Linked DNA regions of Homo sapiens: region 1 is linked to region 2. A link is an interaction called in ENCODE POLR2A ChIA-PET data of the cell type or tissue named here. Cell type or tissue: MCF 10A. All regions are shown on one strand. Region 1 overlaps TMEM255B (transmembrane protein 255B). Region 2 overlaps ATP4B (ATPase H+/K+ transporting subunit beta).

The links. Peaks named below come from ENCODE experiments on the same cell type or tissue, not always from the same donor. Only the 100,000 strongest peaks of a DNase experiment are listed, where the experiment ranks them.
Region 1: POLR2A ChIA-PET joins it to region 2 with 5 read pairs; 1 of 35 experiments calls an interaction of 5 or more read pairs at or near these places.

Annotation. Positions count from the first base shown.
Region 1 is chr13:113,772,558-113,776,557 of GRCh38, forward strand. The region is part of intron 3 of TMEM255B (transmembrane protein 255B); the gene reads left to right. Among named protein-coding and RNA genes, the nearest start is that of TMEM255B, 15 kb to the left of the region's middle. In MCF 10A, no CTCF peak of the experiment used is centred here; a DNase peak (open chromatin) is centred at 1,854.
Region 2 is chr13:113,645,217-113,649,216 of GRCh38, forward strand. It overlaps ATP4B (ATPase H+/K+ transporting subunit beta), which reads right to left. Exons shown (of 7, transcript NM_000705.4): 7 at 3,588-4,000. It also overlaps a transcript of GRK1 not described here. Among named protein-coding and RNA genes, the nearest start is that of ATP4B, 11 kb to the right of the region's middle. In MCF 10A, no CTCF peak of the experiment used is centred here; a DNase peak (open chromatin) is centred at 2,475.

The DNA of each region.
Region 1 (4,000 bases), 130 kb after region 2:
TTCTGTGATCCACCTTGAGTTAACTTTCTTCATGGTGTGAGGTAGGGACCCATGTTCATGCATTTACGGACATCCAGTTGTCCAAGCACCATTTGCTGAAAAGACTGTTCTTTTCTCATTGAATGGTCTTGGCACCCTTGTTGAAAATTAATTGGCCATACATATATGGTTTATTTGTGGACTTTTAATTCTATTCTTTTAATCTATATGTCTTTGCTTGTGCCGGTACCACAGTCTTGATTACTGTAGCTTTAGAGTGAGTTTGAAATAAGGGCTTGTGAGTCTTCCAGCCTTGTTCTTTTTCAGGATTACGTTGGCAATTCTGAATCCCTTGCAATTCCATATGAATTTTAGAATCAACTGGTCAATTTCTACAAGGAAGCCAGCTGGGATTCTGGTAGGGATGTGCTGAATCTGTAGCTCAGTGTAGGGAGTGTTACCATCTTAATATTAAGTATCCCAATCCATGAACATGGAATGTTTTCCCAGTTATTTAGACCTTCTTTAGTTTTTAAAACAATGTTTTGTAGTTCTTAGAGTATAAGTTTTGTATCAAATTTACTTATTTTTCAGTATTTATCAAATGAAGTACTTACCAAATTAAATTTATTCTTAGGTACTTTATTCTTTTTGAGGCTATTTTGAGTGGAATTGTTTTCTTAATTTAACTTCTGGGTTGTCCATTGCAAGTGTTTAGAAATACTGTTGACTTTGTATGTTGATCTAATATCTGCAACCCTGTGGAACTCATTTCTTTGTTCTAGTAGTTCTTTAAAAAATGGATTCCTCAGGATTTTTTAATCTACTGGAGCATGTCAAATAGAAACACTTTTGCTTCTTCCTTTACAATCTGGATGCATGGGGACCATTTCTATGGCTTCGGTAAAAACACATGGGTACTGGAATGACAGGATAAAGACCCAAGAGTGACGGCCACTGCCAGAGCCGTGTGGTGTTCACCTGTCCACGGGCTTCCCTCACTGGGGTGAGGAAGGCACCCGGATGCCCCAGACCAGAACCTCTGAGGGGTTGTCTGTGATGCCTGTGCAAGCTCATTTCTGCCTTTTCAGGAGAGGCATTCTTCTGGGCTGATGTTGTATGGTGAACCCATATTTCACAATCTCACATTAATTTAATACTTGTGGTAGCTGGAACCTGGCTGTCCGTGAGTGCTGCGTGATCGTAGGAAACTTACTGAAGCATTTCAGCCTCAGTTTCTTCATTTGCATGGTGGCTGGGAACATTTGAGCCAATGCACATGAGAATGTCTTGTTCATGACAGGTTTCGAGAAAGCGGTGGTCATTGTTATACACTGGTTTTAAGTGCATAGATGTCAGAACATTCAAGTTATTTCAAAAGGCAGCAAGGCAGGCTGTCAACGTCAGCTACAGAGAGAACGAGTGTATTTCCAGTGCTTCCAGATACACGTGAACACTTTTTTCTCAATTTATTTTTATTTTAAATTTTTACCATAGAAAACTTTAAGCACATACAAGGGTGAAGAAAATCGCAATGAACCCTCCTTGCCCCCCACCCAACTCCATCACTTGTCCTGTTCACCCCCCGCCTGCTTCTTCTCTTCCTATGTTGTTTAGAAGCAAATGCCAGACGTGGCATCATTTCATTTATAAAGATTTCACTCTGTTCACTTAAGGGATGAAATCTGATCATTAGGAATGGCTTCGCCATTATCCCTACCCATTATCATGTTAGTCTCCGGTGACATCTGAAGAATGCCCCAAATCACATCAGCTTTAGGTATTTTTCCACTGCTGAATGAGTTACTGTTTCCTCCTCACCCAAACAGACATATGAATCATTTATTTCAGGAAGAGCTCTGTAACCTGGCACAGTCCCATAGGTCCCACAGGGATGGGAAAGGGAAGGGCATAAAACAGTGTTAACTGGCAATTCTCCTGTGCCCCACGTATGTGCACATGCACAGACACACACGACACACTCCACACAGTACAAAACACATGCATGCCACACACCACACACACACAACACACATGACACACACACCACACAACACACAAATGACACACACCACACAATACACACCACATATACCACACACCACACACACTATACACAACACACACCACACATATGACACACACACCACACATGACACACACACCACACAATACACACCACATACACTACACACACGACACCACACACACTACACACACCACACACCACACACAACACACAATACACAATACACGCTCCACACAATACACTACACACACCACCTACAACACACACGACACACACAACACACAATGCACACCACATACACCACACAACGCACACCACACACAAGACACAATATACAACACACACTCCACACAATACACTACTCACACCACACACACTGCACACAACACACGACACACACCACACAATGCACATCACACACACCACACACCACACACTCCACACAATACACAACACACACCACACATGACACACATTGCACACACAACACACCACACACCACACACTCCACACACACCACATACACCACACACAGCACACAACACACACTCCACACAATACACTACACACACCACATATATGACACACACACTACACAATGCACACCACATACACTACACAAACCACACACCACACATACTACAACACCACACACACCACACATACTATACACACCACACACAGAAGTCTTTGGTCTGGACTGAGCCCGTTTTCTCCATTCCTCTAAGTGCTGGAGGGTGAGGTCTCGGCCGCCTTCCTTGCGCCCTGCTTAGCTTCTGCTCAGGGCCTCGCTGTCGTGGGAGCCCCATCAGCCTTCCTGGGGCGTCGGGCCCCGCACCTTCTCCTGTGGAAGCTGTGAGGGTCTCCGCCCCTTTGGGTGGGGCTGGTGGAGAGTGGTTTCTGGGATCCCTGGATGGCAGTGTTGGGCGGCTCTGCGGGTCACCGGTGAGGACACTGTGAGCTGCCCAGGGCAAGAGCCCGTGCCAAGGCCCCACGGCCCCGAGTAGGTCCCACAAGGGCCGGGTGTTCTGGAGGACAGGCGTTGAGTGGGCCCCATCCACTTGCCATCCAACCCTGGATCCCACGACCTCACCCACAGCGGGGGAATAACTGAGGGAGTGGAGCACAGGCGGAGCATGGGCACAGGCGGCCACACTCGCTGGGCACCCAGCTCGGGGTTGGTCCTGCCGGGCCCACAGCCTCACCACCGAGGCCTCTTTCCCTGAAGCTCCTGTGGCCCTGATGAGGCCCCAGCTCTCCGTGCCTGTCAGGCACTGGGGGGTGTTTCTCAGGCCGGTGGCCCCACATCCCCGCCCAGGGACCATGGGACCCCTGCGGCCCCACAGGTGGCTTGAGTCAGACTTTTCCAGGTGCACGTGGCCTGTGGCATCGGCAGGTCTCTGTGTGCAGCCATGTGCGGCCTGTGAGCTGAAGCTGAGTCTTCCGGGCCGCCCCTCCTGGACCGTGGTGGGACCTGCCCAGGACACCAGTCCACACCTCCTCCATGCAAACGCCTCAGGCCACACCTGCAGGGGATGGGGTGAAGTTCAAAGAGGACCCTGTCCCGTCCCCCACTCTCTGCTCAAAGATGCTGCCACCTGAACCCTCCAGACTTGGGTTAATTTTGGGAGAAGGGTGGGCACTGGCACAAGGGTGGGTGAGTGGAGCGACTTGGGGGCCGCCCGCCCTGCCTTCTTTTCTGGCTGCCTGGGCATCTGCCACGGAAACTAGGTCTAGTTACAGGAAAATCAACCAAGTCCCAGGTTTTAGGCCCCTGAGCTTGGAGGCCTGTGGGATCGTGCACCTGCCACTCAGGGGCTGACTCGGCGGCTCTGGTTTCTTAAACGCACCTCTCTTCTGCGGGCGGCACCTGCTTCCTGTCGTCCTCCCGACAGCTACGTCCAGCCCAGACAGGCTGGAGCCGGATCCCCACCTGCTGCTGTCCGAGCTGTGAGCTGTGCACGTGACCCCACCTCAGAGCTGCTGGCTCCG
Region 2 (4,000 bases):
AGTGATTTTTTTGACAAGGGAGCCAGGACCATGCAATGGGGAAAGGATGGTCTTTTTCACAAATGGTATTGGGAAAACTGATTATCCATGTGCAAACAAATGAGGTGGGACCCTTAACACTGTTTCAGTGCAAAGCTTAATTCAAAATGAACCTAAGATCTGAATGTAAGGCTTAAGACTGTCAAGCTCTTAGAAGAAAACAGAGTGGCCGATTGTGGTGGCTCACTCCCGTAATCCCAGCACTTTGCAGGACTGAGGCGGGTGGATCACTTGAGGTCAGGAGTTTGAGACCAGTGTGCTTGAAGCCAAATGACGAAATCAAGAACTCAGTAAAGGTAAATATGTGCGCAACTATAAAAGCTAGTATTGTAAGAGGCTAGTATTGTAAAAGCTAGGTGAAACCCCGTCTCTACTAAAAATACACAAAACTAGCCCAGCGAGATGGCGTGAAGTACACCTGTAATCCCAGCTACTCCGGAGGCTGAGGCAGGAGAATCATTTGAACCTGGGAGGCAGGGGTTGCAGTGAGCTGAGATCGCACCACTGCACTCCAGCCTGGGTAACAGAGCGAGACTCTGTCTCAAAAAACAAAAGAAGAAAACAGCAGAAGTTTCATGGCATTGGACTTAGCAGTGATTTTTTTGGATATGACACCAAAGGCACAGGGAAAAATAGACAATGTGGACTTTATGAAAATATAAACCTTTCTTGCATCAGAAGACAATGTTGACAGAGTAGAAAGCCCACAGAATGGGAGAAAATGTGCACAGCCCCTGTGTCTGGTAGGGGATTAATATCCAGGATACATAGAGAACTCTTAAAACTCAAAAACCAAACAACCTGATTTAAAAACAGGCAAGGGCTTGAATAAGCATTTCTCCAAAGAAAAATCTATGAATGACTTGTAAGAACATGAAAAGGGGCTCAACGTCACTATCATGAAGGCAACATAGATTAAACTATAAAATAGAAAATAAACATTGGCGAGGATGTGGAGAAGGCAGAGCCCTGTACACGGTGGGGATGTAAAGAGCCGCAGCCACTATGAAAAACCAAATGGCTGTTTTTCACAGAATTAAAAACAGAATTACCCTATGCCCGGCAATTCTGCTCAGCGTATACACCCAGAGACATTTGTACACCCATGTCTACACGTACCACTATTCAGGGTAGCTAAACAGTGGAGGCACCCGAAGTGTCCATCCGTGGATGAGTGGACAAGCAAAGTGTGGTTTGTACAGACAGCGAAATCTTTGGAAGGAAATCCTGTCACACTACAACACGGATGCCCCTTGAGGACGTTATACTACGTGAAATATGCCCGTCATAAAATACTTATATGAGGTACTTAGAGTCGTCGAATCATGGAGACAGGAAGTTGAACGGTTGCCAGGAGCTGAGGGAGAGGGGATGGGGAGTGAGTGTTGAATGGGACAGACCTTCTCTTTGGAAGGATGGAGGGGCCTGGAGGTGGATGGCAGTGACGGCTGCAGGACCCTGTGAATGTGCCCAGTGCCACCAAACTGCATTAAAAATGGTTAAGACAGCAGATTTTATATTACATGTATTTTACCACAAAAAAAAAAAATTGGAAGGACATAGAAGGTATGAAGGAGAGCTAAGTGTTTTATTTGAGTTGGCTAAATCAATCACTGAAAATTCCAATAGAAGACTAGTTTTAGAAGAATCATTTTTTCCTAATCTTGAATTACCATAAGCATATCGAGGGTTGTGGAACTTACATAAAACTACGGGCAGTCGTGCCTCAGAGGGCTCTGTGTGGGTGCATGTGCAGCCAGCACCTGCGGGTGCACCGTGGCTTCCCGTGGCGAGCTTCCTGTGCCTGTGTTTCTTCCAGGCCTTGGGGGTTGAAACTCAGGGCTGGTGATTCTGAAGGGTGGGGCAGGAGCAGCCCCCGGCTTTATCAGGAAGGGGCTCTGATCGGGCACGGGGGTGCCCCTGTGGGTGGGATTGCTGGAGCCCAGGACATCAAGGCCAGCCTGGGCAGCATAGAGAGACCCTGCCTCTGAAGAAAGAGTGGGGCTCTGGTGTCCATGGAGAGTCTGGGGAGGGAGGAAGAGGCTAGGGTTCTGAGGGCCTGGAGATGGGGGCTCTGGGTGGCCATGGGACACGTGGCAGGCGTGTTGGGTTCCAGCTGGGTTGGCTTTGAGAGTCTGGTGGGATGAACCCTCATGGCTCCACCGTCACTTTGAGGTGGTGTCACCTCTGACCTCTGACCTTCAGCATGGCATGACCTCGCTGAGGTGACCCTGGTGTCCCACATATCACCCTGAGTGTTCTTAATACACAGTCGAGGGCTGTGTTCATTGGACTATTCTGGTGTCACCGCCCACTTCATTTCTGTGCCTGGCAGCACTTTTACTCCTGGTTGGGAGCATGACCGCCTCCCAGTTCAGCTTCCTCCTGCGTCCCAAGTGAGCGGGGCGGCTGTCCTCGAGGACTCCGGGCTCACAGCCAACCTGCTGGCACGGCTCGAGGACTCCGGGCTCACAGCCAACCTGCTGGCACGGCCGCCCTTTCCCGCCCTGCCTCGGGTGAGCCAAGGACTTGTCTTCTGCTTCCTGGGTTCCTGAAAGAGCTCTCCTCTGATTTCTCAAAGGCAAAATAAAACTCAGATTTAAGTCTTTGGTGCGTAGCCCCTAATTTCCTTCCCTTTCTCTGAATCCTCACTGCCCAGCATGATGGACCGGCCTGGGCTCAGGACCTGATTCCACAGGCTCCCAGCCCTCCCACAGGTACCGTGTCTTCTGTGCTGGTGTCGCACCCGCCGGCCACCGCCACCCTGCGTCTTAGACGTCCCGCCGCAGCTGTGTTTCCACCTCATCTCCAGCTTGAGTGGCAGCCAGCGGCGCCACCTGCACACGAGCCCCCTCCATTCGAGAAGCACAGACTATGAGTGTGGCCACGCGTCCCATGACGTGAACTCACGTCTGCGCCGAGACCTTTGCCGGCGGTTTTTTACTGACGGAGTAAGCACTGGAGATGCTTGGTACAGCGTCTTCCATCGGTAAATTGATTTAGTTAACCTTACAACATATCTGCAAGGTTTTTAATCTTTCTTCCAAGACCGTTTCTCATGGACTTTTCTGTGTGTCTGTTGGGGGCTGACGGACTTCGACGCGCCAGTCGCTTGTGCTTGGGGCCCTTTGGGTACTAACAGCCACACTGCTGAGCATGTGAAATCAGGACCCAGGCTGCACACCGCCGTCGGGGTGAGACGCCCGTGGCCTTGCATGATGAAACTGGGACCCAGGCCTCACTGCTGTCTGGGTGAGAAGTCTGTGGCCTTCAGCAAGAGCAGGTTTGCTTGTTTGGGAGAATGTTCTCATTTCAGTTTTTTGAAAGGGTTAGAGCTGCTAACTTAACATTTATATTTGGAGGAGAGACTTGTTCTTGGTGAACGAGAAGTGTGTTTGTAACTAACTGGGTTTTAAACCATCAGGCTGCCGACACACTCACTCCCCACTGTTTGCCTCCCGGAGCTGTGAGCGTCCTTAGGTGACAACCCCACACCAACGTGGTTTTTGTAATTTTCCTGACTTGCAATGGAGACTTTTAGAAGGAGATTTTTAAGGAAGCGTTTGGTTTTTATTTAATTTCTCCCATATCAGGAAACACGATTTCTTTTTTTACATACAATAAGAGTAACTTTAATATATTTTATGTTTACAACTTAGGAATTGCAATTTTAAAAGCAAGAATTCAGAATGTCATTAGTGTAAGCCGTGTTTCATATCAGTGCATTAGTAGTTTTTATATTAATGTGGGGGGGGCAGTTCATATTGAAGTGTAGAAAAATAAATTATAGTAAGAAAGTGATGTCTACATAGAAGACGAATCGTTTTTATGACCTGGTTAATTAGAGAGTTGCTGCCTTGCGTTCCCATGGTAGCTGGACATTCTTATAGCAGCAAATTCCATCTAAAAACTGTAAGAATTCAACAAGGAAGAACTGATACTCGCGAGCAGGTCCTTCAGA